Linked DNA regions of Homo sapiens: region 1 is linked to region 2. A link is a contact called in ENCODE Hi-C or POLR2A ChIA-PET data. All regions are on one chromosome and are shown on one strand. Each heading gives the region's core, a stretch centred on a gene start or an enhancer-like site at or near the end of the contact. The rest is flanking DNA. Distances are from core to core; before and after follow the strand shown.

Region 1 (5,563 bases), core at 2,981-5,480, 49 kb before region 2:
GTGCCTGGAACATGGACACTTTGCGTTTCATCCATATTAGTGCCTGGAACATGGACACGAGGTTCAAGGTTCATGAGGTATGGAAACCAGCTTGCAATAATGATAACATATTTCATACCCTAAGGATAGCAAAGCAGAATGGTAGAGAAAGTATGGGTCTCTAATAGCATTGTGGAGGCCAAACTATGCCATCCTTGGATTACTTATCTTTGGACTTCTTGGTAGTGAGTGTATCAGTTAGCAATTGCCTCAACAGTGCTGCGGGACAAATCATCCCCAAAGTCAATGGTTTAAAATAACAATGACTTATTCCCACTCTTGCATCTGAGGATCAGCTGGTGTTGGCTCCAAGCTGCAGGCTGAGTCTGCCCCATGTGTCTCTCATCCTCCTAGGACTAGCATTTACCCAGAGCGTGTTCTTCCCATAATGAGAGTAGAATCCTGAGAGGTCAAGCTTAACAGTGCAAGCACATTTCAAGTACCTGCTTGCATCACATCTGCTGGCATCCCTTTTGCCAAAGCAAGTCACATAGATGAGCCCACGGAGTTGTGGGTTAGCAAAGTATACTCCACCTCTAATAGCAGGAACGAAAAATTCACATGGCAAAGACCACAGATGTAGAGAGGAGTGAAGAATTGCGGCCAGAAATTAGGAAATGCAGGCTGAATGAATAAATGCTGAGTGACCATTATGTACCAGGAACCATTTTAGGTGCTTTGTGCTTATTAGTTATCTCATTTAACCTTTGCAACAACTGACGTGAAGCAGGTTTTATTCTATTTACTTTGCAGATTAAAGAAAGTGATGGCTTAAAGAGGTTAAATATTTCATCTCTTGTGAAAGGTAGGGCTTTGACTCAATCCGGGTTCTGGCCAATCCAAGGCCAATTTCCATCTATTATATCATGTGCTCTAATTTTTTCCCCAGAATCTTCTGGGAAAAAGCAGGTGTCTGACTTTGGAATCTACACTGAATGGAATATTAGCTTAGTATCTTGTCTCTGAATATCTAGACTGCAGGCCAAGTAGATTCTAAGTTATGGGTGGGAGGTGGGTAAAGAAAGACTCTGAGAATCCAGACCGCATCATTTATAAGCAACAGAAACTTAGTCTGGCCAGTTTAGGCAGAGAAAGGTTATTCAATGTCCCCCAGAATTGCACAAAAGGGTAGAAAGACAGGCTCAAAAAAACAGATGAGAGTAGTGGAAGGCTGAAAAGCCAGGGCATAGCCCAAAGCACGTCACAGAAGGGGCTCTGAGATGCACCAGCTCTGAACACTGGGCACAACAGCTGGCACTGCTGCTGCTGCTCTCCCTCGAAACTGAAGGCTGCTGATGCTGAAGTGACCACCAGAATCATTCTTCCCTGTCCTGGGTTTGGTTTAGAGTCCAGGCAGGGAGTCTCCAGCCCTGATCAGATGCCCCCATCCCAGTCGCATGGGAAGTTAGCATCCAGCTTCAGCATCTGTAGCAGGAGTGGGAGTGGGAGGTGGCTGAGCCTATGCCTCTCCACAGCCTCTCAACAGGTTCAGCCAGCAATCAGCTGCTACTGTGGTCAGTGAGTGTATGAAGGAAAGGGAGGCCTGCCCTCTGGATTCCAGGCCTGTGCATACCCGTGTGGCACCCGCTGTGGGCAGCGGTGAGGCAATGCGGTACAGAGTTGGAACCTGAGCATCCTGCCCTCTGGGTCCTCACCCGGCCCAGGGGCACTTTTATGATGGTATTTCTCTCAAGAGCTCCCAGGCTGGTGAGAGAAAAGTCTCACCCATAGAAAACTTCTGGAGACATCAGAACAAGGGCAAGAAATGCATCTCGGCCTTTAAGTGCTGCTAAGAATTCAAGGAAGAGATTGGGGATGTCAGGGAGGGCTTGGCTGAGATGGGCCTTGGAAGAAGATGGTGTTTCAGGATGGAGGGATGAGGGAGGGCATTTTGCTGTGAGTGGAGTTGTGAGCAAGAGAAATTTCTGTCCCTTTAGCATCTCTTACTGAGATATGCCAGTGACTGGCCAGCTCTCTCCAGGGATAGGGGGTAAGGAATGACAGAGGGGGCCTGGGTTCATACCCCAGCCCAGCTAACCATGAGGTTTGCAGCTAGAGGCTTCTTAAGTGTTGGGAAGAGCACAGGCTTTCAATCTTGTTCCTGATTCTTCTGATTTTGAGAGCTGCTTCATGTATCTCTGAGCCTCAGTATCCCCATCTTTAAAGTAAGCATAATAGTAGTGCCTCCCCTGGGCCTGCTGGGAGTGTTACAGTGAGGTAAGGGATATAAAAGGCTTAGGACATGGTCAGGCACATAAAAGCACATCTTATAGCCAGTGTGGCTGCTGCTTCTGGCAACGACACAGCAAGGTCAGAAAAGTGCCCAGCATGCAGGCAGGGTCCATAGTGGGCACCAGTGCATGTTTTCCTTCCCTATTCCCTGATTCCAGTGCTGTCCCTCCCACCCAGGTGCACAGTGTCCTCAGCGCTGCCCCTACCCAGGAATCCCTCAGCTCTCTGATCTTGGAGCATGTAATGAAGGGTCTGTGGGAGGACAGAGAGTGCAGGAAGTGTGGGCACCCTCAGCCTCACCTCCCCTTGTGTCCTGCAAAGTGTGATAGAGGCTCCTGGTCACTCACTCAGCCAGGAGGTGCTCCCTACAACCTCCTGGGTCTGACTGGGAGCTCTCTGAGGTGAGCCATGCCGCGTTACCTGGATGGGCACAGGGCTGGGGGTGGAAGGACAGTGGAGGGCACAGACTACAGCCTTACCCAGAATGGGCCTCCATCCCCCACTCACCTTCTCTCCACCCCACACACCCCCAAGGTAGAATGGGGGCAAGGAGCTCCACGGCAGGACATAGAGGCTTAGAGGAGCTTCAGGTGCCCTTGACCTCAAAACACCGGGGCTGGGTCAGCTGGACTGCCCTGAGCTTTGAGGGGAGGGAGCAGTGTCCCTGTTCTTACACCTTCAGCCAGGCACAGCTCACACCACTAGTTCCTGGGGTCAGGGTCTGGATACTTTTCTCCCTCCAGCCCCGCAGGTCCAGGCTCCGGGCTGCCCTTTCTTCCCTCCCAGCCAACCTACCGAGCAGCCCTGGGCCAGCCCCAGCTGCCGCTCCCCTCCCCGCCTCCCGTCCCCAGCACAGAAGCCCTGTCAAGGATCACTGCAAAGCACCACGTGGAGATCTAATCTGGGGCGGGGGCGCCGAGCTGAGGCGGGGTGGAAGGGGTCGACGAGAGGAGGAAATTAATGATTAAATAATGGGTTCCAAATGTAGCGGCTCCGAGTGAAATCCCCAGCCGCAAGCCGGCAGGCTGCACGCTCTCGGCCCGGCTCCAGGAGCCCCGAGGAGGCCCAAGTAGGCGGCGGAGATGCTGGTGGCGGCGGGCAGGCGGCTCCCCCTAGGCCCGGTCAAACAGTCCTGGCCAGGACGCGGGGTCACCGGGTTGCCTGTGGGGCCCTGGTGATTCCTGATGACAGGTGGGAGCCCTGCCACTTGGAGCATGCCTGCCGCAGAGCAGGGACCCACCGGGGGTACACGGCAGTAGGGGCTGAACGGGCAGTGAGGAAGTCTTGGCTGGCAGGGCTGCAGACACTCTTGGCCTCCATGCCTGGCACCCACTCCCCAATTCATTCCACCACTTCATTGTTCTGGCTACCCTGAGCCTCAGCTCTTCCTAGAGCAAGTCCCCAGAAAGAATCTGAGGAGAGGGGAGACCTTCCAAGACCACCAGTCCTACCCTGAACCTTCCCCCATGAGCATACACCCCTTCCTATGTGGAACTGTGACGCTTGCCCGATATGTGGGTGAGACAGTCCCCTACGATGAAACTTTGGTCTTATCTACAGCAGATTCCTTTCATTGTGCCTCAGTTTCCCTCTGAACACTGAGGGCTGGGATTCCTTTGTAGCATTCCCTGGAAGCTAGGATTGTTTTGTATGCATTTTTCTCTCTGACCAGTCGGGAAGGTGTGTGAGCCAGCCCCTGGACTCTACAGAGGTTTCTACTAGAGAGTTCTGCCCTGGGCTCTTGACACACCTCCTGCGTGTGAGGGGAGGGCCCAGGTCTGGGAAGCTGGGGACAAGTATCTTGGCCCCATTGCTCCTTTCCTCCTCCTCTGGAACCCTGCTTGGAGCCTGAAATTTTCCACACTGAGCCTTTGGCTGCGGACGCTGGAACTTTTGCAATTTCCTGACTTGAAAACTGCTCCCCCACCCCTACACCCTCCACCACGTTCCCGTAGGTCTTGTGGGGGTGGTCACCTCAGCAGGGGCCCAGAGCCCAGGCTGTAGGGAGAGCATGCATCTAGGCCTTTGGCTGTGATGTTGAAAGGTGCACTCTTCGGCTGGAAGCTCCCATGCCACTGTCTGTCATTGTCTGCCTGTCTTACCCCAGACCTCCCAGGAGAATGACTCACTTAAAGGCCCAGGAGAGTGGGGATCAGTGGGGCAAGAGGGAAATCCATATCCAGGTAAATTGAATTGAATGATGGTAGTAGAATTTCTGTGTGTAAGTCCAACCATACAGAACAGATTCTACCCTGGAGTTGGGGCACTGTCCCCCTCCGAGACCAGGTGAGGAATGCTGAGAAATATGTGGGCCTGGGAAGGTGACACACAGCCCCGAAAAGCATTGGGTTTAGAGCCTGGGACCAGACCAGACTCAGAACAAATTGGAAGCCAAGGTGCCCAACTCTGCTCCTGGCCATTTCTATATTGCTGAGGCTGCCACAGTGGGCCCTGGCTGCTTCAAAATGCTGCATCTGGCCAGGGGACAGCTGCCAAGCCCGAGCCTGCAGGTAGAAGCCGAGAGGGAGCAGTTCTCATATGATTTGTGCAACAGTGCGGAGCCATGTCATTTTCCACTCCTGCAGCTCTCCAGAGCTATTCTGTATCATATCATCTGGGGGCTGATAGCCCAGACCCAGTCCAAGCCTGCCATGGGCCTTGTGTCACATCCTGCCGAGCTCTGGGGCACAAATCCTGGGTCACTTTTATGGACTTCCATTCTCTATCACTCTGGACAGGCAGGCCAAATAAACACCAGGCCCAATAAGCCTAGGGCCTTCCTCTCCCCGGGTCCCCCACACCGCCTCATCCAAAATCCACACACCATCAGGGATTGCGCGTGCAGAAGAATTTTAATAAAAACAAGCAATTCAGAAGGGCTGGCAGGGCAGCCAGGCTGGCCTTGTAGACTGGTGCTATTCCTGGCCTGGGAGGCCAGGAGGCTCTCCTAGGAACAAGCACTCCCAAGACAAATATGGAGCAACAAGCCGGCTTTGTTTTTTACCTTTGAAGACAGAGTGTCCAGGCTGGGACTTGGCCACACAGGACGAGAGGGGAGGGTCTCGGAGGGAGGGACTAAAGAGGGATCAGGGCTGACAGCAGTGTGTATTTGGGGCTCTGGTCCTTTTTGAAGAGGGTGGCCATTTAGGGTCAGTGTATGGAAGTAAGGGGGCAAAATTTTCATTAGCTTTGCCACCTGTCTGGTCTCAAGTTGTCACCTCACTCAACACCATTCCCCTGCTCGCCCACAGCTCAGTCAGGTGCCTGCTGTCCCCAACATGAAAGTCAGTCA
Region 2 (5,847 bases), core at 1,931-4,430:
AAGGATCCAGGAACTCATACCCCTATTGTTCTAGCTCCCTGGGAAAAGGATCTCATTTTTTTTCCTTTGTCCTGTCACAGGTGCTCAGATGTAGGTCCAAAGAGTCTTAGCTGTGCTAAATATTAGAACTGCTTTCTCAGCCTTGTGTCTCTGCCATGTGTCTGAGTACATGGACCTGAGACTTCTCAAGTCCAGAGGTTATCTGCTCATCAGACTGGCAGCTCCAGCTGACTAGGACTTTGACTCCTTGATCAGGGGAGGCTAGGTCAAGGAAGGAAAATATGTGAGTCCCCTTAAAATCCAGCCAGGATAGTAGAGGGCAGTCATGAGAACACATGTTCCTCTCTCATCTGATGGTCTCCACTTGCACGAGAGTCCTTCCCCCAGCTGTATCCTAGTCTTCCTCTCCTCACTCCTTCTTCCCAGGGTCATCTCTCATCAAAGAGCTTGCCATTGTCCTCCCCTCAGCCTTCCTTGCCAGAGATTAAGTCATATGCATAGAAATGCAGCCCCTTTTGGCCCTCTGTATGTGTCCATGAAACTGGATGACTGAATTTTCAACATGGTTGGGAGACAGAAAAATGCTAGCAAGTAATCCCACAAAGGAATTTATACAGTGTAAAAATGTTTTCGTTTGGAGAAATTTAAAGCCCCTCCCACTCAAATCACTTTGTATTTGGGTTTCCTGAAATTCCCAGTAAACCAGAAACAGGCCATGTAACACTTCAGTCCTCGTGTTTCAGGACTGAGCCTGAGTACACGTAGTACACATGTCCCTCTCCAGGCCTAGAGAGGAGTGGCAGGTCACTTAGCCCTAGCCTCTAACTGAGAACAGCACCAACTACCAAACCTGTCTCCTGAGTAGCTCTCCTGCCTTTAAAGATATCTGAGTCTAAAACAGAGGCAGGGAAAATATTACTGGCTGCCCATTTCTAGCTGTGGCCCAACCACTCTTTCAGGAAGTCTCCTTGCAGCTGACTCAAACCTTTATGGGTGTAGTTCAAGCTTGTTTCTACCTGACTTTTTACAGTGAATGTTGGAGCCCTGGTGCCATGCTATGTTCATTGGCGCTGGCTTTCAGGGGCACAGCAATATCTACAACACCAGGGCACAGAGTTTAGCCAACTCCTTGGAGATCTGGTTAGCACTGGGTGCTACTTTACATGCAGTGGTCTCAGAGAACTATGCAGGCAGGGCTGGGTTCTTCACTTTACCCTGCTGGGAATGCTCTCACCAGGCATGAGTGACCAGGCCCTCAGTTTCCAGTATTTTCTAAGGCAACTGCTGCTGACATGGGCTGCATCCCTATGGTCATGCAGCATCCCTGGAAGCGGAAACTCTTGTGTTCTTGGATCCATTATGAGATGCAGTCCATCTCCCAATGGTGTTGAATCATAAAATGCAGTATTCAAGACACAGTGAGGTTCTGCAATGCTCCTTCGCTGTTGAAAGCCCCTAGGATCTGATTGGTTTGGGATCAAGGGCAGACACTGGGATTCCTCCATTTGAGCCCTTGTTTCCCTTTTCTTTACTAATGGCTATCTTCAGCATGCAACAAAGACCTACGAACATTTTGTCTTTGCAAGCAAAACAGCAGGGGAAAGGGGATGGATGGAATGGAGCCCCTAATGAGCCTTTATAGTATGTGTGTTATCCTAGAAGGACCTCAAAATGGCCCAGTGATGCAGTCCTAGCCATCCCTATTTAGTCTCAGAGGTGGCCTTGGAAAAAGACCCCTTCTTTCTTTCTGGGAAGGAAGAAGAGGGAGGGAGAGAGGGTAAGGTCTTTGTTATCAGTCAGCCCCGGTTCAGCTCAGCAATGAGTGTTTCTCCAGCCTCCATCCACCTCTTCCCATGCAGGTAGGCTGTTTTATGGCTGTAAGTAGCAGGACATTCCATCTTCAGCTAGACAACATGGTGAGAGAAACTGATGATCTTGTTTTCTAAGAAGGTTCATCAGGGCTCCTGTTGCATGCTTCTGAGATGCTCTTGGCTTGTCCTCATCTGTGTCACGGCTTCATCCTCAGATGCTGCAGGCATTCTACCATCTCATCTAGGCATGGATACGACCAGAGGAAAGCAAAGGACTTGTTTTCCTGTGTCACTGTATCTCTGTCTTGGGTGTGAGAAAATATTTCCTCAAAGCCCCCAACAGACTCTTCTCATATTTCATTCCTAAATTGTTACAGGCAAGAGAATTATCGTGATCAGCTAAATTAGTTCAATCAGCTGAGACTCAGGGACCTCCCAAAGGTGCCTAAGAGGCTGTTCCAAATCCCTCCAGGGGTGTCTTCTCTGAGCTCCACCTGCACCAAACAGTGTTATGGAAAAATAAAGGCTGCCCTCCTGGCACCGTCCTGCCCAAGGGGCTCATAGTCCGAGGGGGTGTAAGACAAAAGTAGCAGAGCTAAGGCAACTGGCAAGGCAAGACCCCACCTCACTCACTCCTCTTCCCAAGCTTCAGCCACTGTGTTCTTTGGAGTCAGACAGGGAAGGCCCTAGGGAGAAAGTGGAGCCTCGGCTGGGCCTACAAGAAGGCATCTAATTGCAGAAAAGAAGCAGAGGCAGACCCAAGGTTGGACACTTGGGGGACAGTGTAGAACTGAGTAGGTTGGGTAGAAAGAGGGGACAATGAGATCAGGAAGGAAAGTGGAGGCAGATCTGAGAGGAAGGAAAGCTTAGTTGCGCTTGGGCAGGTTTCTTCCCTTCCCCAAACCAGAGTCCTCATAAAAGGTCTCCTCTCGGGAGGACATGTGGGGCAAGTGGACAGGAGGAGAAGCTGGGGACCCAAAGGCCAGAACAGGAGAAGAGAGCAGCCCAGAGGCTGGAGATGCCCTGCAGACTGCGCAGAAGCAGAGCTTCTCCTGTCCACCCCTCCTCCAGGGAGCCCCTGGCAGGGAAGGAGGCACCAGCACCCTTGAATTTACCTTCAGGTCCAAATGACAATTACAGTGGAGACAGGAAAACTTGGGAGAGTGTGCCCCCCACTGGTCAATGGGGACAGAACTGACTGCCAATGCAGGGCCCGAGGCCAGACTGGGAAGGCTTTCAGGCCTCCGTTCATCTCCCCCAGGAGCTGCGCAGGCTGGGGGAAGAACAGCAAGCGCCCAGGACATCTGCCTTCTGGGTCCTGGGAGGGACTGTGGGGCCTCTTCTGCTCTGGAATCAGCCTAGGCGCTCCTACTGCTGAGACCCTGGCCTTGCCTCTGCGGTCCGTCAGAGAGCCCAGGACAGACGGCCTCCGTGTCCACATGCCAAGGGCACCTCTCGGGAGTCTCTTTCCTTCCCCTGGCACTAGGATTGGCAAAGTTACAAGGATGCAGGGTTCATAGGGGAGAAGTGGGTCCTTCAGAGGGCAGGAGCCTAGAAGCCCTAAATGATCTTCTGAGGAAGGCATCCCAGTGAGGGGGCTGGGAAGGGCAGACTCCCAAAGATTTCCCAGCCCAGCTGGCTCCAAAAATGAGACTGAAGCTCCAGTCTCTCCCAGCCCAAATGGAGGGAGGGGTCCCTTCCATGCTGTGAGGAGCCTCACAAGGGAGGCTGGAGGTCAGGGTTTTCTGGCCTCTGGATTCCACTCTCCTGGGTGTTCAGGCTTATAAGGAAACCTAGGAGTTGAACGAATTCATTCCTTTCTCATTTACAGGAGAAATCACACCTTTTAAAAAGCTTTCCCCAGACCTTCCTAATACATAATGACGTTCTCCATCACCTCTTTCTTTCTCGCCTGAATCCCTCCCATTGCAGCTTAAACCTCTGGAGAAGAGTGACATGTTAGGCCAAAGGCCACAGAAGAAGAAAATATGACTCCCATCTTTGGGGACCCCCTGTCTGATGGTGCCTGTCCTGAAGAGACTTACTGCTTCTGGGGTAGACTGGTTAGGCCCTCCTCAAAGGAAAGAGTCCTGAAGCAGACAAATATACAAAGTAGAGCAGAAATCATAAACACATTTTATTTCTAAATAATTTTAAGACCACTGGCATTGTAGCAAATTGTAATATATTTCCAGAATCAACTCAAAGAGATTTTTTTTTATAGCAACATATGAAAAATGTCATTTAAATATCCACCAGCAGCTGCACCACATGTTGGGCTCTTAGGAAAACACTTTCATTCCTTTCATCAAAGTCCCTTGATTAATGTTCCACTTTTCTTTGACACTTTTTCCATAGTTTAAGAAAAAATTCAAAGCCTGTACTATTATCTGGAAGAAAATTAAACCGATAAGATTTAATGTCTGCTATATTCTACAGTCATGGCAAAAAAACAAAATATATAGTTTAGGCCCTGGGCCAAATGCAAATGAATATTAAGCAGAGGGTGCATCCCCACTGGAGGCTTTGGGGAGGGGTGGGGCTGGAGGAAGATGGGAGCAGCAAGGGCCTGGATGGGGCACGGGTGGGGAGAGGCCGGTGTGCAGGCTTACAGACCAGCCTGGAGGGAGGCAGGAGTAGGACTGGGCAGAGGTGACTTCCCAGCTGCAGTGTCCCGGAGCAGAGTTGGGAGGTGGGGAGACATGGCCCTGGGGGGACACCAGCAATGCCCGAATGCCACCTGCAGCAGGGCCAGCGACATGGCTGGGATTTTGTGAATGGGACTCAGAGGGAGGCAGCTGATGGGGGCAGAGGAGAGAGAAGGAGAGAACGGGAAGGAGGGAGGAGAATGCAGCAAGCTAGAAACTGCGCCAGTGGGAAGGCTGGGCAGATGGAGTGAGGGGAAATCGCAGCATGTCTGGCACGACAGCTGATGCCATAATTTAAAGGTCAACTCAGTGGAAAAGGAAGAGAAAAGGGGGGAGGGGGTGGTGTTGGAATGACTTTGCCTCCACAGTATGGCTCTTAACCCCTCCCATTCCGGTGCAGCTCGACTTGGCCTTTTCAGCCACTGGACGGTGCTTGTCCTCTCGACTTGATATCCTCTAAGTTCTGGGGACCCCCTCTCCCCTGCAGTATGGGCTCTGCAGGTCAGCAGACCTGGCTCTGCATCCTGCCTCCTCTTGTTACATCAGAGTAGAAGCAGCTTAACCACCCTAAGCCTCAGTTTCTTCATTCACAAAATGGGGATGGTAACACCTCACCTCCCTGGGGTTTACTGTACAAGTTCAATTGCATAACAGGGCAGAGGCTGGACGAACTCACTTAAAAATTCAAATCTTTCTGGGCTTCCCTAAAAGAAGTAGCTTTAATTTACCTTTGAGAAAAAAAAAAAAGTCCCTTTGTTCTAGGAAAACCACCATTTGGACAAATGAAACCTGGCAGCCATATTTTGTCCCAAGGCATCCTTTGAAGGCAGCTGGTCACCCTTGGACTAAAAGCTGTGAGGTGACATTGCCTCACTTCCTGCCTTCCCATTGTCTGTCCCCAGTCCTCAGTCCCCAGTTCTTTTAATACACAGGTATATCTTTTAGCAGTCTCTCTCTCTCTCTCCCACTCTCGGCTGGCTGGGCTGCTTCTTGGGGAGGAATGTTACTTTTCTCCATATGGATTTGGACTGCCTTGTGCCTATAAATTATGGCAAGTTCTTGGGGAGCTGTGAAGGTTTTTGTTGGAATAGTTATTTGCTAGAGGGCTGAAGAGGAAACCCCAAGGGGTGCAGGAAGGACTTGGAGGCATAGGTTTCAACTCCAGCTGGGGGAGGCCGTGTAAAGTAGCTGGACAGGCCCAGAGACTTCCCACTGTGGTGCTACTTAAGAATGAAAAGCCCAAACTGAATGGAGCTATTACATGCAGGGGCCATGAGACAAGCCCACATGGCCAGTTGTCCCTGGTGGGAGAGAACATAGGACTTGAGCAGGGGTCTTGAGGCCATTCCTATGTTCCCAGGGCTGAGGATGTGGGCCAGGCTTCAGAC

Evidence for each region. A loop is a pair of places that touch in the nucleus more often than their neighbours do. ChIA-PET counts read pairs that join two places held with the same protein, here RNA polymerase II (POLR2A). Pooled maps may share reads with other maps.
Region 1: a loop to region 2 is called in a map of DLD1, with 4 times the contacts of the local background. The contact joins two enhancer-like sites. A Hi-C loop is called at or near these places in 1 of 168 maps with a recorded cell type or tissue (DLD1), 2 of 37 single-sample maps with no recorded cell type and 2 of 50 pooled maps. POLR2A ChIA-PET finds 5 or more read pairs at or near these places in 1 of 52 experiments (activated T-cell).

The regions. Positions count from the first base shown.
Region 1 is chr2:71,850,096-71,855,658 of GRCh38, reverse strand. No RefSeq gene overlaps it. Among named protein-coding and RNA genes, the nearest start is that of CYP26B1, 290 kb to the left of the region's middle. Within about 2 kb of position 4,230, at least 3 of the 41 ENCODE cell types and tissues checked have a DNase peak (open chromatin) inside an H3K27ac peak, as active enhancers do.
Region 2 is chr2:71,799,349-71,805,195 of GRCh38, reverse strand. No RefSeq gene overlaps it. Among named protein-coding and RNA genes, the nearest start is that of DYSF, 340 kb to the right of the region's middle. Within about 2 kb of position 3,180, at least 2 of the 41 ENCODE cell types and tissues checked have a DNase peak (open chromatin) inside an H3K27ac peak, as active enhancers do.